4 separate regions of the Homo sapiens genome follow, and regions 1, 2 and 3 are each linked to region 4. Evidence: read pairs that join two places in POLR2A ChIA-PET (ENCODE). Cell type or tissue: GM12878. All regions are shown on one strand. Region 1 overlaps ANKRD29 (ankyrin repeat domain 29). Region 2 has its middle 43 kb from the start of CABLES1. Region 3 overlaps RIOK3 (RIO kinase 3). Region 4 overlaps SLC35D4 (solute carrier family 35 member D4).

Region 1 (8,000 bases), 210 kb after region 4:
CCAGCCTTCAAAGAAATACTGTTTAGCACATGAAAAAGACTAGATAGAGATGAGTTAACTGACTAACCTCAGCTCTGGGTTAACAGGATCAGACCTTTGCATTCTATTAAAGTATTGTTTTAATAAGGTGGGTGAGTGGAGTTGGGAAAATATATGTCGAGGCATTTGGTTAATAGAAAAATAGAAATAGCCACTCAGCTAGTGATTAAAAAGGTCTGACTCATAGCAACTCAACTTGGTGAGGACACGTGGAAAGAAATGAAAATGAATTGTTAGAGTGAAATCTATATTTCAATGATCTCTGTGACTCTTGACCTTTTGGCTTAGGACAATATGGAAGGAAAATATTTTTTGAAGTTTCAAATCAAGAACATAGTCTTCCTACTGTCTGGCTATGACTAGATTTGGGATTATGATTCCTCATCCCAAAGTACTAAAAAGGTCTTCATTTAGTTCTCAGTGATAGAGTTACAAAGAAAAGTCATCCCACTACCGTTCAGATTCCCTGAAGCTCATATCAAATGTCAGCTGAGTAATTTCAATGTAACTTTGTCAACATCCTGTTACAGGATACCGTAATAAAATGGTAGGGCTTCATAGAATGTCAGTGCAACAATTACAAATCAGATTTAGCCAAAAGTATTAGGAAATTAAACCAGGCAGGTATTCCTGTCCTCATTTTGTAAATTCAAGGATTTTCCAATAATGACTCAATGTGTCAGCTGAGATTTCAGAATAAAACATTGGTTTCCAAATGCTCTACCTATAGAATATAGGTAGGCCATGTGCAGGCCATGTGCAGGCATGGCACTGTTTTCTTGGAACATAATAAATATGCAGAGTTTACACTTTCAGAGAAGACGGAACTTGAGCTAGTCTGACCTGGATAGATAACAACCTCTAATTATAAGCTCACAGTAGGTAATAAAAATTATTATGATTTGAGGGCACAATGGGGTGAGTGTACTCTGTAAAAAGGAAAAATTCCATTGCCTTTTTTCCCCAAAGCAATTCTTATTTTATAAGACACCCTTTTCCTGAATAACAATTCTTTTAGGGCTGAACTCAAAATAATTCAAAACAATTTCATTAGATGCAGTCTTTAGAAGTTGTAGCACTTGCTCCTTGACCAGAGGGTGGATCCCTGCACTCAAAGACTAGGTCATCCACTTTGACCAGGTTATCCTAACTCTTGAGGAAGAAAAAACAGCTATGGCGTGTTGTGGCTACTGCTGCAATGTTGGTTTACTCTTTAACTTCTTGGCTTCAACATCACGGCATGACTCATTTTAGGTTTAAGTGGGCATGGCTCATGCAACATTTGAAATATAATCTCTTATATCGACTTGGTTTTTTACAAGCAGTACTTTAGGCATATAAAGAATAAAATTCAAAGTGCCAGAAATTATTTTGGAAGGATGTACTAATAGAGAGACTTGATAATCTTGATAACCTCACATTCTAAATTCACAGTGGTATCTTCAATAATGGCCCCCAAATCAAACTTAGGCAATCTAAAAATAACCAATTCCTTTTACTAATTTTAGTAAAATGAATCATCTGATTCAGAATCAATCAACAATAACAAAATAAGAAGGACCAATACGAAAATATTAAACTCCAGTCCTCGAAAGTCAACTCTAGCAGGACGAAAGTAAAAGTTTTTTTGAAACTGCTTCCTTTCCCAGGAGTATTCCTGGGGCCACCTAAGAATAACTTTACAATTCTAAAAATATAACCTTACATTGATACATTACATTGATTACAATGTCTGGCACATGGTAAGTACTCAAGAAATATTGATTGAATGTTGAATAAAACAATTATTTAAAATGTGGGCATTTGAAGAGATCATCAGGCTCATGCTGCTCAGCCTCCTAATTTTCAATGATGAAAGTCAGGCCCAGAGAGGTTGATTCACTTGTTCAAAACCACACAGCTCAAATTATTGGCAGAGATGGATTGAGAACTTGGGATTCCTGACCTCAAAACCACTTTGCTTTCCTGACTTCAAACCACTCTGCCCAAAGGCTCTTTATTTTTCTCAGGCTCCTTATGTGCTTGGGCTTCTAAAGACCAGAGAAACCTGTGTCCAAGAGCTCAGACCAACCTTAAAGTTCTCATAGCTATTCATTATGTGAACACAGAGAGGCATTCCTGTATCAGGTCATAGTACAGTGGAGATGTGCCTGGGTATGAAATCAGCTTGACTTTTTCCTAGGAAACTACCTTTATAGTAATGTTTCCTTAATTCGAAATGTTTTGTTAAAAATAAATTAATCTGGTGCCAGGCATGGTGGCTCACACTTGTAACCCCAGCACTTTGGGAGCCCAAGGTGTGTGGATCACTTGAGGCCAGGAGTTCGAGACCAGCCTGGGCAACATGGCTCTCTACCAAAATGTATCTCTACTAAAAATACAAAAATTAGCTGGGCATGGTGGCATGCACCTGTAATCCTAGCTATTTGGGAGGCTGAGGCACAAGAACCCAGGAGGCGAAGGTTACAATGGGTCGAGATCATGCCACCACACTCCAGCCTGGATGACAGAGCAAGACGCTGTCTCAAAAAAAAAAAAAAAAAAAGTTAATCTGGACAAAAATAGTACCTACACAAGAGAAGCTAATTATAATACTGTACATTTGGAAGGTTCTTCACTGTTTATAAAGTGCTGCCTGTATAATCTTGCATTTCTGTTCTTTTTTCTTCTTTTTAAAAATCATTACTCTTTTTTTGAGACAGAGTCTTGTTCTATTGCCAAGACTGGAGTGCAGAGGCGCGATCTCGGCTCATTGCAACTTCTGCTTCCCAGGTTCAAGTGATTCTCCTGCCTCAGCCTCCCAAGTAGCTGGGATTACAGGCATGCGCCACCGCGCCTGGCTAATTTTTGTATTTTTAGTAGAGACGGGGTTTCATCATGTTGGCCAGGCTGGCCTCAAACTCCTGGCCTCAAGTGATCCTCCTGCCTCGGCCTCCCAGGGTGCTGGGATTATAGGCATGAGCCACCACTCCCAGACTACATTTCTGTTCTTTTACTTTCAGTTAATTGAATTGCTAGCTGTTAGCTTGCTGTTGGTAAATGAAGTCTCAACAGCATAACAATTGTGAGAGATGAAGGTGCAGAACCTCCTAATGATTCCAACGGCATGGGCTCCTCTTTGGCTTGGTGGAAGAAGTGGTGGGCAGGTAGTAAGGCAGCATTATCAGCAGGGGCCAGGCTACTTGGCCCACATCTGTTTACCTATGTCCCAGGCCAGCCTGCACTCATTAGATCAGTGCAGCCATAATTTGTTTGCACAGGAGGTGGCAGAGTGTGTACTTGTGTACTTGACCTCAGACATCAAATACTTAAGTTTTGAAAGTACTGAACTGTGATGTCAGCTTGGTTTCATAGGCTTTCAGGCCAGCTCAGAGCATAGAACAGGAGATACCCTAATCAAAGATTAACTTTTCATCACAGAAGCAGAAGGGTTTAAAGGATGCCTTGAGCTTACTGGTTATCTCAGGTATGTGCTGCCAGCGGACACCCAGCCCTCCCTGCCCCATGCGCCATGTGCTCGGGCAAATGTCAACAGTGGACATTACCTGCCTTGGCTGGTTGACTTTTGCTCCTGAAGCCAGCAGTAATCGAATAACATCCAAGTAACCACCTTGGGCAGCTAGGAAGAGGGCAGTGGCTCCATCCTGAGAGAGAACAAATTAAAAGCATTAAAAACATTATCTTTCACACTTATTTTAAAAGAAATTAGGGCGGGTGCAGTGGCTCATGCCTGTAATCACAGCACTTTGGGAGGCCTAGGTAGGTGAATCCAGGAGATAGAGACCAGCCTGGCCAATATGGTGAAATCCCGTCTCTGCTAAAAACACAAAAATTAGGCTGGGCACGGCGGCTCACGCCTGTAATCCTAGCACTTTGGGAGGCCGAGGCAGGTGGATCACCTGACATCCGGAGTTCGAGACCAGCCTGGCCAACAGGGCGATACCCCATCTCTACTAAAAATACAAAATAATTAGCCAGGCGTGGTGGCGGGCACCTATAATCCCAGCTACTCCGGAGGCTGAGGCAGGAGAATCGCTTGCACCTGGAGGCAGAGGTTGCAGTGAGCTGAGATCGCGCCACTTCATTCCAGCCTGGGCAAAAGAGCAAAACTCCTCCTCAAAAAACAAAAAATCAAAAAACAAAAAACAAATAAAAATACAAAAATTAGCCAGGTGTGGTGCTGCATACCTGTAATCCCAGGTACTCGGGAGGCTGAGGCAGAAGAATCTCTTGAACCCAGGAGGTGGAGGTTACAGTGAGCCAAGATTGCATCACTGCATTCCAGCCTGGGCAACAGAGTGAGACTCTGTCTCAAAATAAATAAAATAAAATAAATTAGATTTAAAATATACACATTTAATATAATTTTCCATCTCCATCTCTTTGTAGGTTTCCACCTTTTTGTCAATGAAGAGCCAAATGTTAGATATACAAATCCCCCAAACCTCATTTTTAAAAAATTTATTTTTAATATATTTTTAAATTTCTAAAAATTCTTTTTTTTTTTAATTAGCTGGGCGAGGTGGCATGTGCTTATAGTCCCAGCTACTTGGGGGCACTGAGGCAGGAGGATCACTTGAGCCTGGGAAGTTGAGGTTACAGTGAGCCATGTTTGGGCCATTGCACTCCAGGCTTAGGGAACAAAGTGAGACCCTGTCTCAAAAAAAAAAAAAAAGAAAAAAAAGAAAAAAAAATTGAGAGTAAAAGGTGTCCTTTTAATTAGATCTTTCCTACCCTTTTCTCTTTCTTGTCCCCTTATCCTTGTTCCCCCAACATGAGGGTTCTGCAAGAATTAAGATACAATATGCAGCTGGGTACGATGGCATACACCTGTGGTCCCAACTACTCAAGAGGCTGAGGCAGGGGGATTGCTTGAGCCCAGGAGTTCAAGACCAGCCCTGGAAACATAGCAAGACCTTGTCTCTCTCTCTCTTCTTTTTTTTTTTTTTTGAGACAGGGTCTCCCTCTGTCACTCAGACCTTGAGTGTAGTGGTACGACCACAGCTCAATGCAGCGTCAACTTCCTCAGCTCAAGCGATCCTCCCACCTCAGCCTCCTGAGTTGTTGGGACTACAGGCGTGCATCACCACATCCAGTTAATTTTTTAAAAAAATTTATAGTAGAGACAGGGTCTTGCTATGTTGCCCAGGCTGGTCTCGAACTCTTGGGCTCAAGCGATCCTCCTGCCTCTGCCTCCCAAAGCACTAGGATTACAGGCATGAGCCACCATATCCAGATGACCCTGTCTCTAAAACAAAACAAGACAAAACAAGACAAAACACAAAAGAACCCTGAAAGATGTTTTCAATACAACTGCCCTAGAAACCATCTCCACAAAGTGGCTCTCTGCCAGCCCAGCAGACACCAACAACACCTATAAACACAAAAAAGCACTCCTGCATAAAGCCCAGAGCAAGTGCCCCTTTTCCAGTGCTCTTTAGTTTTCGTCTTAACTGAGTATCTATGCCTTCTGGGCATTTCTGTTTTCTTGGACACATGTCACTCGGTGCTTTCGGCAGACGTGTGGATCAGCTGAGAGCATGATCCCCGGATGCTCCCTTCAGCCTGACAACATTCGCAGCGCAGGGTGAGCTTCATTGTTTTCAGACCACGGTGGAAAACCAGAGCACACCCTAGAGGAAAACACCTAGCAAACCCAGCTAATTACCACACCTCCCATTGGGAACACTAACCTCAAGCAAAAATATAAGACATGTTTCCCTGCAAGTCCAGCCACGTGTGTCACGTGGAGGGTCCTGGATTTTCAGTGGGCGTCAGCAGAGCTGCCAAACTGCCCTCCAGGCAATCATTAAGAAATTAATCAGCCTGTACAGATTTTCAAGCAGATGTTTTATATGGGGATAACATTTTCGGAAAGTCTACCATGTCCTTAGCTGCTGAAAACTCTCAGCAATTTTCTTTTTCTTTTTCTTTTTTTAATTTTTTTTTAACTCTCAGGAATTTTCCAAGATGAACTACCCATGCATTGAATTTTTCACTGTGCATTCCAAGTTTTGGTTCTGCCCCGCCCATCCATATTTCAATCGTTTTTAAGAAAATATTTAGATTGTTTGGGTAAAGGTAAAGGTCTTAATATAAAATGGAAGTTATAATGCATGAAATTTCTTGAGTCACCTTAAAACAGAGAGGAAATTACTATGGGAAGGGGCTTTTCTTTTCACCAAACACTTTGGCTTTTCCTATTCAGTGTGTGTGTGTGTGTGTGTATATATATATATATTACACACTCTCAGATATACTCTACCTATATATAGCCAAAGACATATCTAACCTTTAGACCTGTGCTTCTTAGATTAGGCTACATGTGAGAACTACCTGTTGCCCAAGCTGTGCCTTCAGAGACTCCAGTTTTGTTGGTCTGGAGTGGGCCTCAAAATAGTATTTTTTTAAACTTTCCCAGATAATTCTAATGGGCAGCCAGAGTTGAGAATCGCCTCTTTAGATCATTATCAAGTAATTCAATCATTCTACTGGTAATGTTGCAGGCTCAAAGTGTGTTACAGATTTTGAAGTGCAGAGGGTGAGGCTAGCTGCTATGAATTTCAAAGAGGCCTGTGATTTGTCAGGGTTAACCATGTAAACTCTGGAAAGGGTGTTCAAATGGAAAAGTTCACACCTACAGAGCTCATTACATGTCTATGAAAGTATAGTGCCCCAGGCATAAGGGTTAAATGCCTACCTGTAGGACAGCCTAAAATACGGTTCCTAGATAATTGGAAGTAGGAATTTTTCCACTCTTCACCATGAGACTGTCAAGTCTATTCATCTCCCTATATTCTATTTTCGCTTACAAAACTGGAGTAATGTTTGCCATAAATCCTATGGCATTATAGCGACAATCAATTGAAAGGCCCTTGGGTGATGATGTACTAATTGACAGTTAGCTGCAAACAGACCCGCACTAGCAGTGGATGCCTTTCACAGGTCAATGGCATGTGTATATTTCACAGAGGTCTTCATCCATCCAACCTCACTTTTCTACCAAATACCTTAGATTTCTCCTCTTTGTGCCCTTCCTCACAAATACTACAACAGTATATTTTTATATCCAATGAGCGCATTTAGAAAAATTTTGTATATTTTGGTTTTCAGCAAGTCCATATGCTGGGCTTTGTAGTTTGTCATGGTACGAATAAGTATCACATGATTTTTGAAGGCCTTAATTGCATAGGTACACGAAATGTTTCATCTGCACAACAGATTTAAAAGGGAGAACAAAGATGGGTAAATAAGATAAATGGTTTCATTTTTTGTCGGTGGGGGACAGAGTCTCACTATGTCACCCAGGCTGGAGTGCAATGGTGTGATCTCAGCTCACCGCAACCTTCACCTCCTGGGTTCAAGCGATTCTCCTGCCTCAGCCTCCTGAGTAGCTGGGATTACAGGCACCCGCTACCATCCCCGGCTAAGTTTTGTATTTTTAGTAGAGCCGGGGTTTCACCATGTTGGCCAGGCTGGTCTCGAACTCCTGACCTTGTGATCCACCCACCTCGGCCTCCCAAAGTGCTGGGATTAGAGGCGTGAACCACCGCGCCCGGCCAGATATGTGGTTTCTATATAAAAAAAGCCCATCTGGTCCGCTATATATTTTTCTCTTGACTCAGACCCAAGTCCTACTGTCCATTAAAGTATTTTTGAAGTTGGCATTTCTGGCATCTGAATTTAGACTGCAATTTTGTATGTGATGAGAAATGTCCTAATGTCCCCCTGAAATGCACTCACATAAAGTTGGTCATGGATGTTTGCTCCGTGCTTCAGCAAGGTCTCCACCACCTGCATGTGCCCGTACTGACTGGCAGCCAACAGGGCGGTGCCCCCGTCCTATGGACATGCAAAGTATAAACACATTAGAGGTGGCGCAGGCACATAATTCACCAGCAGATGTTCCTCACATACATAGAATTTAGGAAGAGAGTTTTCCCAAAGATAATAACAAACTC
Region 2 (8,000 bases), 330 kb before region 4:
ACCCTGTCTCAAATTAAAAAAAAAAAAAAAAAGGCCAGGTGCAATGGCTCACATCTGTAATCCCAGCACTTCAGGAGGCTGAGGCAGGCAGATCACATGAGGCCAGGAGTTTGAGACCAGCCTGGCTAACATGGTGAAACCCTGTCTCTACTAAAAATACAAAAATTAGCCAGGCGTGATGGCACATGCCTGTAATCCCAACTACTCGGGAGTCTGAGGCATTAGAATCGCTTGAACCCGGGAGGTGGAGGTTGCAGTGAGCCCAGATCATGCCACTACACTCCAGCCTGGGCGTCAGAGTGAGACTCTGTCTCAAAGAAAAAAAAAAAAGAAAGAAAAGAAAAGCAGAAACCAATTTGGATATTTTAAGAGGAACTCAAAGGGGATTTATTATATAAGAGCTGAATGAGTGGAGAAGCCAAACAGAGAATAGCAACAGCAGGAAGTACTAAGGCTGGAAGACACAGAGTGAACGGAGCCCAGGATTCGGCATCACTGGGCAGATGCCGGAGCTGTTCACAGAGACACCACTCTTCCGGTAGCTTCCATGCTATATCAAGCCAGAGAGGACAAGGAACTTGAGAAGTGTAGTTCCCTGAGAGAGCTGATGGGAGCCCCGGAAGGCACGGAATGGGTGTGGTGGCAAACAGAGCACCAAGGGAGCAGGCTCCATGACTTTCAGCCCTGGAGGTGCGGCTCTGTGGCCCCGGGTGTTCTCCCAGGCCTCCTCTTAATCCATCTCATCCCAGTAAACCTCGCTGATGGGGACTGTGAAAGATGCCCCGCTCTTCTCCATGAGGGCTGGCCAGCTTTGGGGGAAATACGAATCTAAGTTTTCTGTTGTTTTTCTAATTAAGTTTTAAAAATAATTTTCAAGGAAGAAATTAACACCTCTACATTAGAACCAGGTGCCATATTTAAATTTCAAGTGGTTTTTAGTTTATCTCAAATGAATAAGTCTTTCTTTTCAACATTTAATATTCAAATACCTGTTCATAAAAATGCGTCTTCACCCTATTTTTGCCATATTTATTCCCTAGGGGATTTTCTTGGTTTGAGTCTTATGTTTAGCAGACACTTCAAGTCGACAAATTGAAATTGGCCGGCCATGGTGGCTCACGCCTATAATCCCAATACTTTGGAAGGCTGAGGCGGGCATATCACCTGAGGTCAGAAGTTTGATACCAGCCTGGCCAACATGGTGAAAACCGGTCTCTACTAAAAATACAAAATTAGCTATGCGTGGTGCATGCTGGTAATCCCAGCTACTTGGGAGGCTGAGACAGGAGAATTGATTGAACCTGGGAGGCAGAGGTTGCAGTGAGCCGAGATCACGGCACTGCACTCCAGCATGGAACACGAGAGCAAAACTCCATCTCAAAAAAAAAAAAAAGAGTTGGTGGGGGGCCGGGCACAGTAGCTCACGCCTGTAATCCCAGCACTCTGGGAGGCCAAGCCAGGTGGATCACGAGATCAAGAGATCAAGACCATCCTGGCCAACATGGTGAAACCCCATCTCTACTAAAAATACAAAAATTAACTGGGCGTGGTGGCGGGCGCCTGTAGTCCCAGCTACTTGGGAGGCTGAGGGAGCACAATCACTTGAACCTGGGAGACGGAGCGTGCAGTGAGCCGAGATTGCGCCGCTGCACTCCAGCCTGGCGACAGAGCGAGACTCTGTCTGAAAGAAAGAAAGAAAGAAAGGAAGAAAGAAGGAAGGAAAGAAGGAAGGAAGGAAGGAAGGAAGGAAGGAAGGAAGGAAAGAAAGAAAGAAAGAAAGAGAAAGAAAGAAAGAAAGAGAAAGAAAGAAAGGAAGAAAGAAGGAAGGAAAGAAGGAAGGAAGGAAGGAAGGAAGGAAGGAAGGAAGGAAAGAAAGAAAGAAAGAAAGAAAGAAAGAAAGAAAGAAAGAGAAAGAAAGAAAGAAAGAGAAAGAAAGAAAGGAAGAAAGAAGGAAGGAAAGAAGGAAGGAAGGAAGGAAAGAAAGAAAGAAAGAAAGAAAGAAAGAAAGAAAGAAAGAGAAAGAAAGAAAGGAAAGAAAGAAAGAGAAAGAAAGAAAGAAAGAAAGAAAGAAAGAAAGAAAGAAAGAAAGAAAGAAAGAAGAATCTCCTTTAAATTAGAAGGAAACTCTTAGTGTACTGCAGGATTCCTTTGCTAGGCTGAGCCCCAGTTGTCTGAAAGTCATTTGCCCAAAACATTTAACACTAACTCCTGAAAAATTCTGTACATGCTAAGAAGATCTGAACCACTTAGTGCAATAGGAATCTGCTAAAAAGCACCTAGGATAAGGGAAAACAACATAGAAAATCTGTATTTCTTCTTCTTCTTTTTTTTCCAAGACGGAGTCTTGCTCTGTCACCCAAGCTGGAGTGCAGTGGCATGATCTCAGCTCACTGCAACCTCCCCCTCCCGGGTTCAAGAAATTCTCCTGTCTCAGCTTCCCAAGTAGCTGGGATTATAGGCACGCACCACAACGACCGGCTAATTTTTGTATTTTTAGTAGAGACGGGTTTTCACCATGTTGGCCGGACTGGTCTTGAACTCCTGACCTCGTGATCCACCCACCTCAGCCTCCCAGTGTGTTGGGATTCCAGGCGTGAGCCACCGCGCCCGGCCGAAAAATTGTATTTCTATTCACAATGAGACAGGACTATTAAAACCACATGTTTATTTTTGGAAACTCTAATCTTCAGTAACTCTCATTTACAGTTCAACCACAATATGAAAACCCTTTATTATTTTATATCCAACTTTTATTATAAAAATAATAAATGCCCATATAAATATTTGGAAAATAAAAAGTATAATAATTCATGTTTTTAAAGCCATAACTTCAACATCTGATGATAACCTCTGTTAATACTGCAATGCCTATCTTGTGTGTGTGTATAAAACAACCTTGTAATCATATCACACATAGTTTTATATTCTGATTTTTATCATTTATCACTTTATCTTATGGATTTCTCCACACTAAAATGTTGCCCATTAAAAACTTATTATTATTATTACTATTATTATTATTTTGAGACAGAGTCTCTGTTGCCCAGGCTGGAGAGCCCTGGTGCCATCTCAGCTCACTGCAACCTCCGCCTCCCAGGTTAAAGAGTCTCCTGCCTCAGCCTCTTGAGTAGCTGGGATTACAAGCACGCACCACCACACCCAGCTAACTTTTGTATTTTTAGTAGAGACGGAGTTTCACCATGTTGGCCAGGCTGGACTCAAACTCCTGACCTCAAGCAATCCACCTGCCTCAGCCTGTCAAAGTGCTGGGATTACAGGCGTGAGCCACTGCACCCAACCTAAAAAATTCATTTTAATTGGCTCATGATACTTCATTGTTTGACAGTACTATAATTTATTAAATGATTTCCCTATTGTCAGACATTTAGGAACCACACTACAATTTATGCCTTGACAATCCAACATGAAAAGACTGTTTTTTTTTTTTTTGTCTTGAAAAAGGAAGTAACATCATCCCGAAAGAAGCTGGTATTTCCTCTTCTCAACCTCTGGTTCTCTCTCTTCACTGTCTCTGGTTTCATATTAACTTCATTTGAAGGCTTCTTCTTTTGCTATATTAAAGAATAGGAGTGAGAAAAGCAGCTACCACCTAGAGAAACTCTGACCAAAGGAGTGGCAATGGACGATTAATAAAATGATTATTTTAAAGATAAGCTTTGTTCTTGTTCTTTATAAATTGCAAGTCATGGCTGAATAATCATTTTTAAGAATATGTGTATATTTTTAGCCAGTTTTGGTGGCACGTGCCTGTAGTCCCAGCTACTCAGGAGGCCAAGGCAGGGGTATTGCTTGAGCCCAGGAGGTCAAGGCTGCAGTGAGCCATAATGGCGCCACTGCACTCCAGCCTGGGTGGCAGAGCAAGATCCTGTCTCAAAAAAAAAAAAAAATATATATATATGTGTGTGTGTGTGTGTGTGTGTGTGTGTGTGTGTGTACACATATATATTCCTTTTTAAAATATATATATATATATATATATTCTTATTTTTAAGATGCTTTAGATGAGTCAGTGTTCTCCAGATAGATGGATCCAATAGGATATATAGAGACATGAGAGGGGATTTATGAGGGGAATTGGCTCATGTGATTATGGAAGCTGAGAAGTCCCATGACAGGCCATCTGGAAGCTGGAGACCCGGGGATGATGGTAGTGTGGCTTTGCCCAAGTTCGAAGCCTCAGAACTGGGGAAGCCAATGGTATAACTCTCAGTCCGTGGCCAAAGCCCTGCGAACTCGGGGCTGGTGGAGGAGGATGCTGGTGTAAGTCCCGGAGTCCAAAGGCCAGGGAGCCTGGAGTCCTGCTGTCCAAGGGCAAGAGGAGAAGGCCGTCCCAGCTCCAGGAGAGAGCATGAGACTCTGCCTTCCCTCTGTCTTTCTATTCTCTGTGGTCCACCAGTCGATTGAACGTTGCCTGCCCACACTGAGAGCAGATCTTCCCTGCTCAGTTCACCAAATCACAATCCAGTCTCCTCTGGAAACACCTCACCAACACATCCAAAATGATGGTTTACCACCTCTCTAGATATTTCTCAATTCATTCAAGTTGACACCTAAAATTAACCATCACACTTAGAAATCCCTGTTATGTTGGCTGGGCACGGTGGCTCACACTTGTGATCCCAGCACTTTGGGAGGCCGAGGTGGGTGGGTCGCCTGAGGTTAGGAGTTTGAGACCAGCCTGGCCAACATGGTGAAACCTCATCTCTACTAAAAATACAAAAATTAGCTGGGCATAGTGGCGGGTGCCTGTAATCCCAGTTACTCAGGAGGCTGAGGCAGGAGAATCACTTGAACCTGGGAAGTGGAGGTTGCAGTGAGCTGAGATTGCGTCACTGCACTCCAGCCTGGGTGACAGAGTGAGACTCCATCTCAAAAAAGAAAGAAAGAAAGAAAAGGAAATCCCTGTTATGTGAGTGATGAGTTATGAATTCCACAGAAGGCTGTGATTAGGTATCTGTTTTGATTTATTTGGGATACCCATTGGTTTTCTTTTTCTTTTTCTTTTGAGACAGAGTTTTTCTCTTGTTACCCAGGCTGGAGTGCAATGGCGCAATCTCGGCTCACTGCAACCTCTGCCTCCTGGGTTCAAGCGATTCTCCTGCCACAGCCTCCCGAGTAGCTGGGATTACAGGCGCCTACCATCACATCTGGCTAATTTTTTGTATTTTTAGTAGAGACAGGGTTTCACCATGTTGGCCAGACTGATCTCGAACTCCTGACCTCAGGTGATCTGACCCCGTCGGCCTCTCAAAGTGCTGGGATTACAGGCATGAGTCACCGCACCCGGCCTACCCATTGGTTTTCTTGTGACCTTTTGTATTTTTGTAGTAGGCATCAATGATTTGGAGTGGGATTGGTCCTCTCGTGTGTGTGTGTGTGTGTGTGTGTGTGTGTGTTTATTTTGAGACAGAGTCTCACTCTGTCACCTAGGCTGGAGTGCAGTGGCACGATCATAGCTCACTGCATTCTCAAACTCCTGGGCTCAAGCAATCCTCCCTCCTTACTCCCAAATAGCTGGGACGACAGGCGTGTACCACCATGCCCAGCTAATTTATTTTTTTTTTCAGACGGAGTCTCACTCTGTTGCCCAGGCTGGAGTGCCGTGGCGTGATCTCGGCTCACTGCAAGCTCCACCTCCCGGGTTCACGCCATTCTCCTGCCTCAGCCTCCCGAGTAGCTGGGACTACAGGTGCCTGCCACCATGCCTGGCTAATTTTTTTGTATTTTTAGTAGAGACAGGGTTTCACCATGTTAGCCCGAATGGCCTCGATCTCCTGACCTTGTGATCAACCTGCCTCAGCCTCCCAGAGTGTTGGGATTACAGGCGTGAGCCACGGTGCCCAGCACCCCCCCTTTTTTTTTGAGACAGAGTTTTGCTCTCATGTTCCAGGCTAGAGTGCAGTGCCGTGATCCCGACCTCAGGTGATCTGCCCGCCTCGGCCTCCCAGAGTGTTGGGATTACAGGCGTGAGACACTGTGCCCAGCCTACCACTGCACCTTCTAATCTGGGGTTCATGTTACAAGTACAAAGGAAGATAAAGCAGTGAAAATTATGTCCCTTTTTAGGAGTGGAATTTGGATAGAAGACTCTTCTGCTGAGATGTTTGTAAACAACAGGTCACCTGCTAATTGAATAGAAGGATCTAAGCATTCCTTTGGGGTGCTACCTATGAGCATTGAACATCTCCTTCTTTCCACAGGAGCCATGTGCAGCTTGAGTATCCAGGGGTCATCCAGTCTGTTTCTTCTTCACTCAAGTCTACACTCTTTTTAAACACCCATCTAGAGGTAGAGCCAGAGGGGAGTTACATTTGGGAGGAAAAAAGAGAGAAGGGCTATGATTCATGGAGAGAACTGGCTCAAAAACTGCAATCCAGGTCAAGGTCACGGCTCCCAGCGTAAACTGAAGAGCCAGGGACCCTCGGCATCAATGGCTTGGCTCTTGGCACCGCTTCGGGTCAGGCTTAGTGTTGATACGGTTCATCAATTTGTTTTCAGAGAGCTGCCCCAAAGTCAGCAGGGTCAGTCAGTTCTAACCAGCAGGCAATCGAATAGCCAGCAAAGGCACCCCAGGGAGGGGGAGGAAGGAAGAAAGTAGGACGCCCGACTTGATCATGCTAATCCTTTAAGAACCCATCCGGCAGAGCCCAGTGTTTCAATCTTCTGCGCATATTAGCACTCAGCCATCAACCGACCCAACACATTTTCTCCTCATTTGCAAAATAGTTCTACAGACAAAATTGAAAAGCCATCTCTTTGGTTTCCTTAAGTACTGGGATGGGAACTGTAACTCCCATCAGTTCATCAGCAGAAGGACATATCTTTTTTTCCAATCTGCAAGACAGGCAAGGAAACGGGAGGATTGGTGAAATCATGGACTCAGAGCTCCCAGCCTGGGAGACAGCTTTCCAGGGAACCCGAGGAGGGGTGGAAACAGACGTGCTATTCGGGTGGTGTTAAACTATATTTCGCTCCACCCGAGAGAGATGTGAATGCCAATTGCCTCATATAGATCACCAAACTAGCACAGATGAAACACAGAATAGTAACAAAACTTGCATGATCCAAACAGCTGCTGAAAGTCTCCTTCTGCCAAAAACACAGAGCATCTGGTAAATCCTGAACTTGTCCTAGCATTTTTGTCAGAAGGTAAAGGAAAAAAGGAAGGTGGCTCCAACCCTGGAGTCAAGTCTGGCAACCCAGGAGGCAGGTGTGGGTGATATGGAAGGGAGGGGTCTAGACTGTTAAGCAAGTAAAGAAAGTAAGGAAGGGTTAAGTGCTTCACCTTAACCTTTGTTGATTTAAAAAAGATATCAGAAAGTTCGGCTGGGCGCAGTGGCTCCTGCCTGTAATCCCAGCACTTTGGGAGGCTGAGGCGGGAGGAGGGCTTGAGGCCAGCAGTTCAAGACCAGCCTGGGCAACATGGCGAAACCCCGTCTCTACGAAAAATACCAAAATTAGTCAGGTGTAGTGGTGCACACCTATAGTCCCAGCTATTTTGGAGGCTGAGATGGGAGGATTGCTTGAGTCTGAGAGGCAGAGGTTGTGAGTGAGCAGCACTGGAAGGTGGAGATTGCGCCACTGCACTCCAGAGGGGGCGAGAGAGCAACATTCTGTCTAAAAAAACAAACAAACCAAAAAGATATCAGAAAGTTTATCCAAAAGGTACATGCATTTGATGATACAATGTCTATCATTTGCTTCAAAATTAGTGGCAGCAGAAAAGGAGCTGAGGATAGCTAGGTGGGAGTATAGAGAAAACAGGATTGTCAGCCGGTCTGGTGGTGCACACCTGTGGTCCCAGCTACTTGGGAGGCTGAGGCAAGAGCATCCCTTGAGCCCAGGAGTTCGAGGCTGCAGTGCGCTGTGATTGTGCCAGTCAGAAGCCACTGCACTCTAACTCAGGCAACATAGTGAGATCTGTCTCTAATAAAAAAATAAGAAAGAAAGAAGGGAAAAGACAAACAGGATTGTCTATG
Region 3 (8,000 bases), 56 kb after region 4:
GCTTGCCTGTCTTTGTAGCCTCAGCCCACATTGCCCTTCCTCCTACTCACAGATCCAGCTATGTTGATTGATATACATTCCCCAAATGGACTGTGCTCTTGAACACCTCCCTGCATTCCCTTGCACTGTCTTTATCTGGCTAATTCCTGTTCCCTACCTCTTCTTCTAATAAGCCATCCTTGGTGCTGTGTGCTCCTGTAGCTCCTACCCATACCTCTGCCAGTGCGTAATTGTAATTGTCTCTTGTCTGTCATTTCCATCAGTCCCTGAGCTCTCTATGGGCAGAGGCTGTGTTTTACTGTCTTTGTATTCCCACATCACCAGGGTAGAACATAGTGCCAGCTCATTGCAGGCCCTGATTAGATATTTATTGAATAAATGACATATTTTCTCTCCTTCTGATCTGTATATTCTGAATCATTTCTTTATGTATAGAATGCAGAGAGCTGGAATTCCTTGTCCAACAGTTGTACTACTGAAGAAACACATTTTAGTTATGTCTTTTATTGGCCATGATCAAGTTCCAGCCCCTAAATTAAAAGAAGTAAAGCTCAATAGTGAAGAAATGAAAGAAGCCTACTATCAAACTCTTCATGTAAGTTGTGCTTTTAAAAGAATTCACACACTACCTTTAAAAAATATTTCCTCTAAACTTTAAAAAAATTTCCTTAAAGAAGCCAGGCATGTTGGCTCACACTTGTAATCTAGAACTTTGGGAGGCTCAGGCAGTAGGATCACTTGAGCCCAGGAGTTTGAGACCAGCCTGGGCAACATGGTGAAACCCTGTCTCTACTAAAAATACAAAAAAATTAGCTGGGCGTGTGCCTGTAATCCCAGCTACTCGGGATGCTGAGGCAGGGGAATTGCTTGAACCAGGGAGGTAGAGGTTGCAGTGAACCAAGATTGCACCACTGCACTCCAGCCTGGGTGACAGAGTAAGACTCTGTCTCAAAAAAAAAAAAAAAAAATTAAAAATTAGCTGGGCACACACCTGTAGTCCCAGCTACTCGGGAGTCTAAGGTGGGAGGATCACTTGCACCCAGGAATTTAAGGCAGCAGTGAGCTATGATTGTGCCACTGCACCCCAGCCTGGGCAAGAAATAGAGCAAGACCCTATGTCTTAAAAAACAAACAAAAAAACCCAAGTTCCTTAGATAGTGCTATTTCAAGGTGCTATAACAAAGACAAGTTGAAGTTTGTGAAAGAATGTTAACACTGAAGAGTTGTTTTTCTATCAATATGTGTGTGTCTTAAATAGTTTTAGAAAACTTACAGACTTAACCAGGGAAGTCGTCATTGTTAGGATTAGTGACACAGTGCATGAAGCTATTTTTCACCAAACTTCATTAAATAAAATTTGCTGTTAGTACATTTAGCAAAGTGCCTCATTAGTTTGTGAGCTTTCATGAATGTTATAGTTTTTTGGGGCTTTTTTTTTTTTTTTTTTTTTTCAAATAAGAGACAGGGTCTCACTATGTTGCCCAGGCTGGTCTCGAACTCCTGGGCTCAAGTGATCCTCTTGCCTCAGCATCCCAAAGTGCTGGGATTACTGGTGTGAGCCACCACACCCAGCCATTGAATGTTACAGCTTTAACAGTGAAGGAAAGGAAGCAGGTCTGGTCTCATCATAAGAGAGTGATGATGAAAATTGAAAACAGTAGGGAGTGCAGGTGTTAAGTTGGAAGGCATGTTGGGAATCTCAAGGAAACTACATGCTTTGAAATAGCAACTGAATTCAATCTGAGGGCCTTCCAGGTTGAGACAATGCTCCTAATACTGCCATTATCCCTCTGTGTTTTAATTGAACACTGGAGAAACTTAATGTGCTACTTTATGCAATCTCCACATGAAGCTGTCATGTAATGCAGCCATTGATCTAGATATGGAAATTTTAATCCAAATTAATTTTTAAAGATATAGCTAGAAAGGTGATCCACCTTTCTCTGCCTCCAAAGGTAAACATTGAAAGGAAAATCAAGTATGTTTTTCTGGCCTCTTTGGGAGGTGGGGTGGCTGGGGAAGAGATTAAATAGTGATGAAACTTTTCTATTTAATTCTATTAAGGCTGGAAAACAAATGCATTAATGTTGATTTCTACTGTAAGACTTTGAGGGGGGCTGGGCGCAGTGCTCACGCCTGTAATCCCAGCACTCTGGGAGGCCGAGGTGGGCAGGTCACGAGGTCAGGAGATTGAGACCATCCTAACTAACATGGTGAAACCCCATCTCTACTAAAAAAAATTACAAAAAATTAGCCAGGAGTGGTGGTGGGTGCCTGTAGTCCGAGCTACTTGGGAGGCTGAGGCAGGAGAATGGTGTGAACCAGGGAGGCGGAGCTTGCAGTGAGCTGAGATCACACCACTGCACTCCAGCCTGGGCGACAGAGTGAGACTCTGTCTCCAAAAAAATAAAAAATAAAAAACTTTCAGGGGTGTCATCATCAATAATACCACTTAATTATTCATTTCCTAATGTGTGCCTTCCCTCTTCACAGTTGATGCGGCAGTTATATCATGAATGTACGCTTGTCCATGCTGACCTCAGTGAGTATAACATGCTGTGGCATGCTGGAAAGGTGAGGAGCACATTTTGTTAACATTCAGATTTAATTACTGTAAGTAAAATTTAAAATGTAAATACATCAGTTCATGTTCTGTATTGAAATAGGTCTGGTTGATCGATGTCAGTCAGTCAGTAGAACCTACCCACCCTCACGGCCTGGAGTTCTTGTTCCGGGACTGCAGGAATGTCTCGCAGGTAGACGTGTAAACCAATATGCCTTTTTTTGTTGGATGTAACAGCTGCAGGTATTTTTCTCACTCCTAAGATAAGTAAGAGGACCATATTCTTAGAAATTGAAGGAAGGGATACGGGCTGCTTTCAGGACAAGGATATAAAGATCAATTTGTCATATTTCATTTTGCAAGAATTTGATTCCATGTCTTACAGTTGGGTAAAATGTTCAAGGGGTGCCAGGTATGGTGGCTCACGCCTGTAATCCCAGCACTTTGGGAGGGTGAGGTGGGTGGATCATTTGATGTCAGAGGTTCAAGACCAGCCTGGCCAACATGGTGAAACCCCATCTCTACTAAAAATGCAAAATTAGCCGGGCATGGTGGCAGGCGCCTGTAATCCCAGCTACTTGGGAGGCTGAGGCAGGAGACTCACTTGAACCTGGGAGGCAGAGGCTGCAGTGAGCCAAGAACGTGCTACTGCACTCCACCCAGCCTGGGCAACAGAGTGAGGCTCCGTCTCAAAAAAAAAAAAAAAAAAATATGCCAGGTGCAGTGGTTCATGCCTGTAATCCCAGCACTTTGGGAGGCCAAGGTGGGTGGATCACCTGAGGTCAGGAGTTCAAGACCAGCCCGGCCAACATGGTGAAACGCTGTCTGTACGAAAAATACAAAAAAATTAGTTGGGTGCGGTAGCGTGTGCCTGTAATCCCAGCTAGTTGGGAGGCTGAGGAAGGAGAATCACTTGAGCCTGGGAATCGGAGGTTGCAGTGAGCCAAGGTTGCGCCATTGCACTCCAGCCTGGGTGACAGAGCAAGACTCCTTCTCCAAAAAAAAAAAAAAAAATGTTAAAGGGAATAAGTGAGTGTTTTGGCTCCTTGTATATAAGCAGTCGAGTAGACATTTAATGTGTGCATAGTGCTTAAACAGAAGCTGGTGTGCCTGTATGCTTGCTGCCATTATTACCATTAAAAGAGGGACAGTCTCTATTGTGGGACAGTGTCTGATCACTGTCACTGTGAAGCATGGTAAGAAGATTAGGTGGCTGGGCATGGTGATTCACGCTTACAATCTCACACTTTGGGAAGCCAGGGAGGGAGGATTGCTTGAGCCCAGGAGTTTGAGACCAGCCTGGGCAACATAGTGAGACTCCTATCTCTACAAAAAAATTTAAAAAGTAGCTGGGTGTGGTGGAACATGTCTGTAGTCCTAGCTGCTTTAACTGGGAGGCTGTTTTACTAGGGAGGCTGAGGCAGGAGGATTGTTTGAGTCCAGAAGTTCAAGATTATAGCGAGCTGTGATTGTGCCACTGCACTCCAGCCTGGATGACAGTGCTAGGCCCTGTCTCTTAAAAAAACAAAACATATATATATATATATATATATATATATATATATATATATATATATATATATGGTAAAATTTAGTAAGCACAGGGTTGGGTCACACTTGTTTGGCATTTCTAAGGGAAATGAATTGTTGGCAGTAGATTCAGATAGCAATGATCTTTCTAAAGGATAGAGTAACTTCATATTGGAAATAACCTCTGAGCCTGCTTGAAATTTTTAATTTCTGGGGTTTAGTGAAAGTATTTCCTTTACATATTCAAAGCAATGCCAAGTGGTTTTATTTATAGCACTCATTTTTATAGCTATAGAAGGTGCAGTGGTATGAGCTAAATCCAGAAGGCAGGATGGATGTGTGAGAGGATGAAAAGCAACTAGAACCTGAGTATAGTCCAGCTTGGAAGCAGGAAAATCGATGGTTGAGAAATGAGGCAAGGAATGTAGTGGCTCAAGAGATCCTCCCTCCTTGGCCTCCCAAAGTGTTGGGATAACAAGGATAACAGGAGTGAGCCGCCATGCCTGGCTGAGCCAGTAATTTTTACTCTCTTAAAAACTAGGTTATTCCTAATGATTCTGCCTTTGAGTTGAAATTACTGTGTGTGTGTGTGTGTGCGTGTGCACACGTGCATGCATCCAAGTCTTTTTATAAATGTGCTGCTCCCTGTTTTTAGTTTATAAGAGAACATTGCTAATACTTCTTACTGACTTTCTTGTATTTCCTTACTAGTTTTTCCAGAAAGGAGGAGTCAAGGAAGCCCTTAGTGAACGAGAACTCTTCAATGCTGTTTCAGGCTTAAACATCACAGCAGATAATGAAGCTGATTTTTTAGCTGAGGTATGTGATAAACAGCTGTTTTTCACCTTGCTGGTCATGCAGAACTGCATAGAGGAGATAACTGAAACCCAGAGCTAGTTTTATCCTCCCTTTCCCCCAAAACAAAATTAATTTGAGATTTTTCTTTTCTTAAGATGTTTTTGGTTTTTTCTTTTTTTCTTTTTTTTTTTGAGATGGAGTCTTGGTTTGTCACTCAGGCTGGAATGCAGTGGCGTGATCTTGGCTCACTGCAACCTCTGCCTCTTGGGTTCAAGCGATTCTCCTGCCTCAGCCTCCTGAGTAGCTGGGATTACAGGTGTGTGCCACCATGCTTGGCTAATTTTTGTATTTTTGGTAGAGACAGGGTTTCGCCATGTTGGCCAGGCCGGTCTTGAACTCCTGGCCTCAAGGGATCCACCCACCTTGGCCTCCCAAAGTGCTGAGATTACAGGCATGAGCCACTGTGCCCGGCCTGTTTTTTTCTATACTTAAAATTCAGAATACACACACAGCAAAACATTTCTTCACGGAGGGCACCATTTGGTTAAGATGGGCAAACTGTACATTTCCAGTAGACTCCTATTTCCCCTATTTAATGAATGAGGAAGTTGAACACTCTGAGTGATACAAAAAATAGTAACATGTGGTCCCTGCCCTTTACTAAACATAGAAAGTTAGAAGTGCCTATCTTTGGAAATACCCGGTTATTATAATATCAGATCTAGAGAACCATGAAAAAGCTTCCTCCAGAGAAAGTCTCTTAAAATTGAACAAAATCTAAAAGGTGAAATAGCAGTTAATTATTCCCAACATTATACCAAAGCAGAGAGTGATTACTGAGTCTGTTCCAGAAATCCCCAGGATGACTTGAGTTTGGGTAAGCTGGGCCTAGCCTAAGGCTAGAGAGAAATAACAGAAAGATGGTAAATTCATTCTTCCAGCACAATACAGTTGCTCAGTAAGTAAGTGATACTGTTGTTTGATGAATGGTAGAGTTTTCTTTTTCCTGTTTCTGGAATGTTTTATAGAATACATTTCAAAACATAGATGATTCCAATTGCTAGCTGGATAAAGATAGTAAATATTGACCCTTGCAATCAAGTTAAAAAAAATACATGTATGTATGACTATTTGTGTATACTTGGATGCACGCACACACACACACACACACACACACACACACACACATAGTAATTTCAACTCAAAGGCAGAATCATTAGGAATAACCTAGTTTTTAAGCGAGTAAAAATTACTGGCTCAGCCAGGCATGGCAGCTCACTCCTGTTATATCTGTTATCCCAACACTTTGGGAGGCCAAGGAGGGAGGATCTCTTGAGCCCAGGAGTTTGAGACCAGCCTGAGCAACATAAACTCCATTAAAAAATAAAAAATAAAAAAACTGGCTGGACACGGTGGCTCACGCCTGTAATCCTAGCACTCTGAGAGGCCAAGGCGGGTGGAACACCTGAGGTCAGGAGTTCGAGACCAGCCTGGGCAACATAGTGAAACCCGTCTTTACTAAAAATACAAAAATTAGCTGGCGTGGTGGCACATGTGTCCCAGCTACTAGGGAGGCTGAGGCAGGAGAATTGCTTGAACCCAGGAGGCAGAGGTTGCAGTGAGCCGAGATTGCACCACTGCACTCCAGCCTGGACGACAGAGTGAGACTCCATCTCAAAAAAAGAAAAAAATTACTAGCACAATCTAAAATATGGTTTCTGTGAAAAGTAGGATTTTGACAAATGGATTCAATGTATTATTTTTGTAGATAGAAGCTTTGGAGAAAATGAATGAAGATCACGTTCAGAAGAATGGAAGGAAAGCTGCTTCATTTTTGAAAGATGATGGAGACCCACCACTACTATATGATGAATAGCACTAATACCCACTGCTTCAGTGTTAACACAGCAGTGATTGTCAGCTGCCAATAGCAAATGAAGTTATGGGTGACTTGAAATACCAAAACCTGAGGAGTGGGCAATGGTGCTTCTGTGCTTTTCCCCCTTGTAACCCATGTGCCAGATGTGTGGAATTTTTAGCTCAGCATTGAGAGAATAAAATGTCACTACCTCTCATCTTATGAACAGGATAATATAATTCTTTAACAGCTATAGGTTATCTGGCTGAAGTAGACCTAATTTTATGTGACTTGTGGTGTAAAATGTCTTGATGATAATTTTTAAAACTTGGGTAACACTTCCAAATATGGGAGGAAAGGACAGATGTGTTTACAAGGGAGGATTTTACAACATACTTGCTTTATTCACCTCCCTGTTTTGTGTTGCGTCTTTCCTTGAATATTTTATTGGCCCAGAGTTAGCCTTTCTCAATTATGTTTCCAGACTGTGGCCGTGATTCTAAAGGAAAATGTGTGCTCTTTAGTGGGTAGAACAAATGGAAATTTGGTTTCAGAATGGCTGACAGAAATCGACATAAGTCATGTAATTTTTGTTGATATATCATGAAAATGAACAGAATTCTTTTTCCATACTTATATCTAAGAAAAGGCATCATAGGTTTCTGAAAGAGATAACTATATAACAGCTTTTTAACTATCCAGTCAACTTTCAGCTTTTCTACATTTAGGTAAAATGGTTAGGATATAACTCATGGTGTGGCTAATCTACATTTATCAATAAAATGTAAATTATCTGAAAGGACAGAATATAAGATTTAACCATGTTTGACGTATTTTAATTTAGTTAATGAAGCAAAATTCAGTTTATATTTCACTAGAACTGTGTACTTGATTGATTTTCAGAGAAATATCACAAATTAGAAATATTAAATCTAAGGATGAAAGGTATATATAAAACAATTTGGGGGCCAGGCACGATGGCTCAAACCTGTAATCCCAGCACTTTGGGAGACCAAGGCGGGTGGATCACTTGAGGTCAGGAGTTCAAGACCAGCCTGGGCAACATGGCGAAACCCTGTCTCTACTAAAAATACAAAAATTAGCCGGGTGTGGTGGCACTTCTCTGTAATCTCAGCTTCTCAGGAGGCTGAGACAGGAGAATCGCTTGAACCCGGGAGGCAGAGGTTGCAGTGAGCTGAGATCATGCCACTGCACTCCGGCCTAGGTGACAGAGGGAAACTCCATCTCCAG
Region 4 (8,000 bases):
TATTATTATTATTATTATTATTTTTTGAGACAGGGTCTCACTCTGTCACCCAGGCTGGAGTGCAGTGGCGTGATCTCGGCTCACTGCAACCTCTGCCTCCCTGGCTCAAGCAATTCTCCTGCCTCAGCCTCCCAAGTAGCCATGCTGGGCTCATTTTTGTATTTTTAGTAGAGATGGGGCTTCACCATGTTGGCCAGGCTGGTCACCTCAAGTGATCTTCCTGCCTCGGCCTCCCTAAGTGCTGGGATTACAGGCATGAGCCACCACACCCGGTAGAGGAGCCAAAAGTATTAATATTATGCTGAATATATTCTCAAATCTTCTCCAGAGTGCCAAAGGAGTGACTTAACAATTAAGCAGTTGGCCGGGTACGGTGGCTCAAGCCTGTAATCCCAGCACTTTGGGAGGCCGAAGCGGGTGGATCACGGAATCAGGAGATTGAGACCATCCTGGCTAACGTGGTTAAACCCCGTCTCTACTAAAAAATACAAAAAATTAGCTGGGCATGGTGGCACGCGCCTGTAGTCCCAGCTACTCGGGAGGCTGAGGCAGGAGAATGGCATGAACCCGGGAGACGGAGCTTGCAGTGAGCTGAGATCGCGCCACTGCACTCCAGCCTGGGTGACAGAGCGAGACTCTGTCTCAAAAACCAAAAAAAAGAAAAAAAAAATTAAGCAGTTAATCTGATTAACGGAGAAACTGGGCAGAGTCATCACAAGGTGAATGACTTAGCCTGCTCATTCAGCTGGGATGTTTACTTTATTCATATTAACCTTAGCTTAGTTTTCTTTTCACTTTGTGCATCATTTCAGGATAGGAAGGATGTTCTCAAAGAGTTAGGAGGATATCTAGGTGAGGCAGGAGTAGATAACCAGTTCAGATTATAGTTTTGGCTAGATAATGTCATGGTCTTTAAAATTTCTTTTTTTTCTTTTTTTTCTTTTTTGAGACGGAGTTTCGCTCTTACAACCCAGGCTGGAGTGCAGTGGCGCAATCTTGGCTCACTGCAACCTCCGCCTCCTGGGTTCAAGCGATTCTCCTGCCTCAGCCTTTCAAGTAGCTGGGATTACAGGTATGTGCCACCACGCCCAGCTAATTGTGTATTTTTAGTAGAGACAGGGTTTCACCATATTGGTCAGGCTGGTCTCGAACTCCTGACCTCAAGTGATCCACCTGTCTCGGCCTCCCAAAGTGCTGGGATAACAGGCATGAGCACTGTGCCTGGCCTAAATTTCTTTTAAACATATTTAAAAGGCTGTTTTAATAGAATCATAACAACTAATGTAATGTGTGATCTGGATTGGACCTCGTACTAGAATTTTGGAGTAGAGGGCTACAAAGCATACCATCGAGATAACTGGCAAAATACGGTCTTTAAATGAGATAACAGTATTGTATCAATGTTAATATCTCCAGATTTTGATAATTTTACTGCAGTCCTCTAAGAAAATGTCCTTGCTCTTAGGAAATACACCCTAAAGAATTCAGAAGTAAAGAAAAGAGACATTTCCTGTCAAATCTACAACTTACTTTCAAAAAGTTCAGGGAAAAAAAGTTTATATATTTATATACGTATGTATGCATATACATATATACATATATACATGTACAGTACATCAAGACAAAATGATAGGGAAAGCATGGTAAAATAAGGGAATCGCCGGGCACAGTGGTTCATGCCTGTAATCCCAGCACTTTGGGAGGCCAAGGTGGATGGATCACCTGAGGTCGGGAGTTCAAGACCAGCCTGACCAACACGGAGAAACCCCGTCTCTACTAAAAATACAAAATTAGCCAGGCGTGGTGGCGCATGCCTGTAATCCCAGCTACTCAAGAGGCTGAGGCAGGAGAATTGCTTGAACCCAGGAGGCAGAAGTTGCAGTGACCTGAGATTGCGCCATTGCACTCCAGCCTGGGCAACAAGAGCGAAACTCCATCTCAAAATAATAATAATAATAATGAAATCTGAGTAATGGGTAGGGGAGTTCATTGTATTATTCTAACTTTTCTATAGGTAGGAATTTTTTTTGAGGCAGGGTCTCTGCTGTGTCTCAGGCTAGAGTGCTGTGGTGCAATCACAGCAAACTGCAGCCTTGACCTCCCAGGCTGAGGTGATCCTCCCACCTCAGTCTCCCAAGTAGCAGGAAACACAGGCATGCACCACACCTGGCTAATATTTTTCTTATTATTTTTGTAGAGGTGGGGTCTCCCTATGTTGTCCAGGCTGGTCTCAAACTCTTGGGTTCAAGTGATCTTCCTGCCTTGGTTTCCCAAAGTGCTGGGATTACAGGCATGAGCCACCATGCCCAGCCAGAAATAATTTAAAATAAGAAATTTACTAAAAAAAAATTTTAAGCTAATATAATTTCATTCATCATATCCTATGATCTAAAACAAAGCAAAATTAATTTGACATTATAAAATATATATCTCAATTAACTTTTTTCCCCACACTACATCAATGTATCAGTTAATACTATATTAGTGGCATTATTACCCAGGAAAATACTATTTGAATTTTATCTGAAAATAAAATCACTAAACCTCACGGTTAGAAGGGAACTAAGAGATCAAACAAATCAAACAAACCTCTGTTTTGGCTGGGCATGGTGGCTCACGCCTGTAATCCTAGCATTTTGGGAGGTCAAGGCAGGTGGATCACTTGAGGTCAGGAGTTCGAGACCAGCCTGGCCAACATGGTGAAACCCCGTCTCTACTAAAAATACAAAAATTAGCCGGGCATGGTGGTGTACGCCTGTAATCCCAGCTACTTAGGAGGCTGAGGCATGAGAATTGCTTGAACCTGGGAAGCAGAGGTTGCAGCGAGCCAAGATCATGCCACTGCACCCTAGCCTGGGAGACAGTGAGACTCTGTCTCAAAAATAAATAAATAAGTAAATAAATAAACCTCTGTGCTTCCAGTGTAACACCATATGAAATTATATAATATCAAAAGCAAGCAGAGTGTGAATCATGCATGAGTCCAGCATAGAGAGGTTATACCTTGAACTGCTGTTGATCTCTACCCAGCCCAGTTTCCAGGACACATGAAGCAAAAGTCCACCAATGAGCGTCTGCCACCTGGAAAGGACAAGGGGCAATGTGAATTTCATAGAGTGCTACAGTCTCCAACACCATCCAGCCCCAGCAGATCTGCTGACTGACACAAAGAGACAAGTTCAACTCTATTTACTACTCTTTTCTCCTACTCTCTCCCAATTATCCCATTTCTCAGACCTTTCCTTCTCAATCTCTACTATTTCCTTGAGTCCAGCTGTCCAGCAAGTACTGACATTGACATTCTTCTCCTCTTTTTTTTTTTTTTTTTTTTGAGACGGAGTTTCGCTCCGTCGCCCAGGCTGGAGTGCAATGTTGCAATCTCGGCTCACTGCAACCTCCGCATCCCAGGTTCAAGCGATTCTCCTGCCTCTGCCTCCTGAGTAGCTGGGATTACAGGTGCGTGCCACCATGCCTGGCTAATTTTTTTGTATTTTTAGTAGAGACAGGGTTTTACCCTGTTAGCCAGGGTGGTCTCAATCTCCTGACCTCATGATCCTCCTGCCTTGGCCTCCCAAAGTGCTGGCATTATAGGCTTGAGCCACCATGCCTGGCCTCTTCTCCTCTTATTCTAGACTTTTCCTGAACAGCCTCACTCATAGCCACTGCTTCTCCCACTGCCTCTACATTGATGATTCCCAAATCCCCGTTCTCACTTGGATACTGCCACAATATCTCCCACAATATCTCCCACAAGCTCTCAATGATTATTATTATTGTTTTTATTCATAGATTTGGGGGTATATATGCTGGTTTGTTACATGGATATAGTGAGTAATGGTGAGGTTTGGGCTTCCAGTGTCCATCAACTGAATAGTATACCTTGTGCCCAATAGATACCGTTTCAACCCTCAGCCCCCTCCCATCCTCCCTACCAAGCTCCCAGTGATAACATGCCTAAATCATTACCCCGAACCTCTCCCTCAAATCATCCTCCCTATCCCCAATCAGCCAAACCAGAAACTTAGGTGGCATTCCACCTCACCTCTTTGGCCTTCACCTCCCTCGTCTAAGCACAATATCCTATTGATTTTATTTATCCCCATAACAGCATTCAAATCTGAAGTCTTCCCCACCAACCCTCCTGCCTCTGTCTCAATTCAGGCTCTCATCATCTCATGCCTGGCTCACAGCATTAGTCCCTTAACTGGTCCCCCTCTCTCCAAGGTTGCCCCCCATCCATTCTTTACTTTGCAGTCAAAGCGTTTGTCCTAAAATGCAAATTTAATTGAGCTACTCGCTTGTTTTAAAAACAGATGATTCTTCCTGCTGCCACAGGCAGCAACCCTCAGCCTCTTTTCTGTCAACAACACATTCGGGGTCATGAAGCTCACCTGAGACACACAGCCCCCAGCATGCACAGTGCAGGGGCAGCACAGGTCACAAACACCCCTCCCCCCCCCAATGCAGAAAGCACATCAGAATGCCAAATGAGTGAGAGGGACAGCTGCTTGCTCTAATTGCTTTTTCATTTTACTTGAGTCATTCATAAATGTCAAAACCCTGTTTTTCATGATAAATGACTTGAGACACCACACCTCAGAAGTGACTATGACCACAACCCACCCATGTGTTGCGACACTACAGTTGAGAACTCTGGCCTAAAGGACAAGTCACTTGGGTGTGACACATAAAGTCCTTCGGGACTTGCACCCGCCCCTCTCCACGGTCAGCTCCTGTCTGTCTGCTATGTGCAGCCACATTCCAGCCACAGCAGATGGCCCACAGCCTTGGGAACATGCCAGGCCATGTCATACTTCTAGGAGTCTGGTTGTGCCATCCTCTTGCCCCATAATGTTCTTCCCATCTCTTTGTCTGTAGTGAACACCTGCTCAGCCTATAACACCCAGTTTGCACATATCCTGTGTGAAGTTTCACTGACCCAGCCAAGCAGAACACACCAAATGTGGGTCCTGCCTTCAAACAGTTTGGTCCAGTACAGTGATTCTCAACCAGGCAATCTTCCCCTCCAGGGGGCATTTGGCAGTGTCTAGAGAAATGTTTGGTTGTTACAACCGGGGGAGAGGAGCGGAAGGTATGCCACTGGAATCTAGCCAGTAGAAGCCAGGGATGCTGCTGAACATCCTACAATGTGCAGGGCAGTCCCCGCTGCAAAGAATTATCCAACTCAATATGTCAGTGGCTGGAATGTCATTCCAAGGTTGAGAAACCCCGGTCTAGTGAAAGTAAGGTAATTAATCAATAATTACAAGAAACTGTGTGAAGCCCTAAAAGGAAGTGTACCAGGTACTATAAGCCACTCTACTGAGGGCAACTAACCTAGTCTAGTGAGTGGGTAAGACTTCCTAGAGAAAATAAATTTGAGCAAAAACCCAAAGTGTGTTCAAAGCAGAAGACCCAGAAGGGACAAAGGCCCAGAAGTGAGAACAACAATGGCTTGATTCAAAGCTTCTTGGAGAAGTTCATTTGGTCTGGACCCCAGCACCGGAGCACTGGAGAGGGGGCAGCAAGGGCTGACCCTAGAGAGAAGGGGCTGATCCTGAAGGACCACGTCAATCATAAGGAGCTGGGACTTCAAACTGGGGACTCACTGAAGGGTTCCAGGCATGGGAGTGACACGTCGCATTTACATTTGGGGAAGCTCCCTCTCTTTACAAGGGAGGGAATGTTACTGAGAGAAGCAAGACTAGGGGTAAAGAAGTAAGTTAGGAGTTTTTATAGTAATTGGAGAGATGACAATGGCCCAGAAAGGGGCAAGATGGATGAAGAAAGTGGACAGATGCTGAAGATGTCTAGGAGGCCCTGGTGGCTAACTGGATGTTGAAGATGAAGGAGACAAAGGAAACAAGAATCACTCCCAGGTTCTGAGTTGTGCAGTTAAATGGAGGGTAACCATTCACTGCAGGTGAATTTAAGCAACAGATGGAATTTAAAAAGCAAGCTCCATGAGGGCAGGGATCTGTTTCCTTCACTGATGTACCCCAGGCATCTGCAGAATACGTTACTCTGCCCTACCAGACACCAAGCATTGTTCTAGGCACTTGGAATACTCCAGTGACAAAATGGGTAAGTCAAAATTCCTGCCTTTGTAGATCTTACATTCTATGGGGGAGGTGCATTCAGTCTGTCTCATCCAACCAAGGACAGGGAAAAGAATGGCAATCCAAGCGTAGAGATTACCCTTTCCTATGCACATTCGCTAAGTCCCTCTACCTTTAGAGATGTGGAAAGACAACCAGAACCAAAAAAACGCTTGCTACTCTGTAAGAGAGAAACCAGTATCCCAGCTTTATTGACTAAAATACCCGTAATCACAGAAGACACTTTAAAACTTTTGCTATGAGGCTGGGCACAGTGGCTCACACCTGTAATCCTGGGAGGATCGCTTGAGGCCAGGAGTTCAAAGCTGCAGAGAGCTATGGAGTACATGCCACTGTACTCCAGCCTGGGTGACAGAGAGGGAGCCTGCCTCTACAAAAACAAACAAACACGTTTGCTATGAAATATTAGGGAGGAGCTTGACAAAGTATTTTAAAGTTCACCTGAAATAACAAAGTGGTGATAATATAATAAACATTTTTTTAAAAGAAGAATGAGGGATGGCTTGCTCTACTACATATTTAAATGGTTTAATAATTAAAACAATTCAGCACTAGTCCCTTAACATCAAAATTGACAAATACTTACCCAAAAAGAGACCCTAGAAAAATGACTTTATTATTTTTTATCTTTTATTTTTGGGACAGTCTCGCACTGTTGCCCAGATTGGAGTGCAGTGGCATGATCTCAGTTCATTGCAACCTCCACTTCCTGGGTTCAAGCAATTTGCGTGTTTCAGCCTCCCAAGTAGTAGGGACTACAGGTGCTCACCATCACACCTGGCTAATTTTTGTATTTTTAGTAGAGACAGGGTTTCATGATGTTGGCCAAGCTGGTCTCAAACTCCTGGCCTCAAGAGATCCTCCCACCTTGGCCTCCCAAAGTGCTGAGATTACAGGTGTGAGCCACTGTGCCCAGCCAAAAAAATGACTTTATACAGATGCTCTTCAACTTAGAATGGGGTTATATCCCAACAAATTGATCATACATTGAAAATGTCATAACTGAAAGAGCATTGAATACACATAACCTACTGAACACCAGAGCTTGGCCTCGCCTACCACAAACATGTTCAGAACATTTATATTAGTGTGGCTGGCTGAGAGCTGCAGCTCACCACTTGCTGCTACTGCCCAGCATCAGGAGAGAGTATTGTAGGGCATATCTGCCTGGGAAAGAGCAAAACTCAAAAGCTGAAGTATGGTTTCTACTGAAAGCATATTGCTTTCACACCATTGTACAGTCAAACAATTGTAAGTCCAACCGTCGTTAAGTTGGGACAGTCTGTATATGATATTAACAATCATATACAGATTATTATACCTTTGGACATAAGGCCAAAGGAAGGATTATACAATAAATGAGGCTAGTATAAATTAGTTAACTACTGGGGAAGGGACAATTTCCTTACATTGCACCATACACTAAATTAAACTGACAACAATTAAAGCTTGAATAAAGCTTTAAGGAAATACAGGTGAATATCTAAATGATGATTATGCCTTTGGGCATAAGGCAAAAGGAAGGATTATAGAATAAATGAGGCCAGTATAAATTAGTTAACTACTGGGGAAGGGACAATTTCCTCACATTGCACCATACACTAAATTAAACTGACAAGGATTAAAACTTGAATAAAGCTTTAATGAAATATAGGTGAATATCTAAATGGTTTTATGATGGAGAAGAAAAAAACATAAAAGCAATGGAAGCAATCATGAAAGAAACAATCAATATATTTGACCACATAAAAAATATTTAAATAATCAAAATAATTATAAACAAATTAAAAGGCAAAGAACAAATTGCAAAAATTATTTCCAAAAACATGATGGACAACAGGTTGAGCTCCTTAAAATATAAAGAATTTATTAAATTCCTAT

Evidence for each region. Peaks named below come from ENCODE experiments on the same cell type or tissue, not always from the same donor. Only the 100,000 strongest peaks of a DNase experiment are listed, where the experiment ranks them.
Region 1: POLR2A ChIA-PET joins it to region 4 with 10 read pairs; 1 of 35 experiments calls an interaction of 5 or more read pairs at or near these places.
Region 2: POLR2A ChIA-PET joins it to region 4 with 6 read pairs; 3 of 35 experiments call an interaction of 5 or more read pairs at or near these places.
Region 3: POLR2A ChIA-PET joins it to region 4 with 6 read pairs; 2 of 35 experiments call an interaction of 5 or more read pairs at or near these places.

What each region holds. Positions count from the first base shown.
Region 1 is chr18:23,626,269-23,634,268 of GRCh38, forward strand. It overlaps ANKRD29 (ankyrin repeat domain 29), which reads right to left. Exons shown (of 10, transcript NM_173505.4): 5 at 7,783-7,881; 6 at 3,585-3,683. Among named protein-coding and RNA genes, the nearest start is that of ANKRD29, 33 kb to the right of the region's middle. In GM12878, a CTCF peak has its summit at 3,314 (motif pointing right); DNase peaks (open chromatin) are centred at 1,248 and 3,383.
Region 2 is chr18:23,088,045-23,096,044 of GRCh38, forward strand. No RefSeq gene overlaps it. Among named protein-coding and RNA genes, the nearest start is that of CABLES1, 43 kb to the right of the region's middle. In GM12878, no CTCF peak of the experiment used is centred here; a DNase peak (open chromatin) is centred at 3,507.
Region 3 is chr18:23,474,513-23,482,512 of GRCh38, forward strand. It overlaps RIOK3 (RIO kinase 3), which reads left to right. Exons shown (of 13, transcript NM_003831.5): 9 at 436-595; 10 at 2,494-2,574; 11 at 2,667-2,756; 12 at 4,805-4,912; 13 at 6,660-8,000. The coding sequence ends at 6,767. Among named protein-coding and RNA genes, the nearest start is that of RMC1, 25 kb to the right of the region's middle. In GM12878, no CTCF peak of the experiment used is centred here; no DNase peak of the experiment used is centred here; H3K4me3 peaks cover 753 bases; H3K27ac peaks cover 2,122 bases.
Region 4 is chr18:23,418,364-23,426,363 of GRCh38, forward strand. SLC35D4 (solute carrier family 35 member D4) reads right to left here. Exons shown (of 15, transcript NM_032933.6): 3 at 3,004-3,081. Among named protein-coding and RNA genes, the nearest start is that of SLC35D4, 16 kb to the right of the region's middle. RefSeq lists an enhancer at 4,699-4,838. In GM12878, no CTCF peak of the experiment used is centred here; DNase peaks (open chromatin) are centred at 4,628 and 4,908; H3K4me3 peaks cover 963 bases; H3K27ac peaks cover 1,711 bases.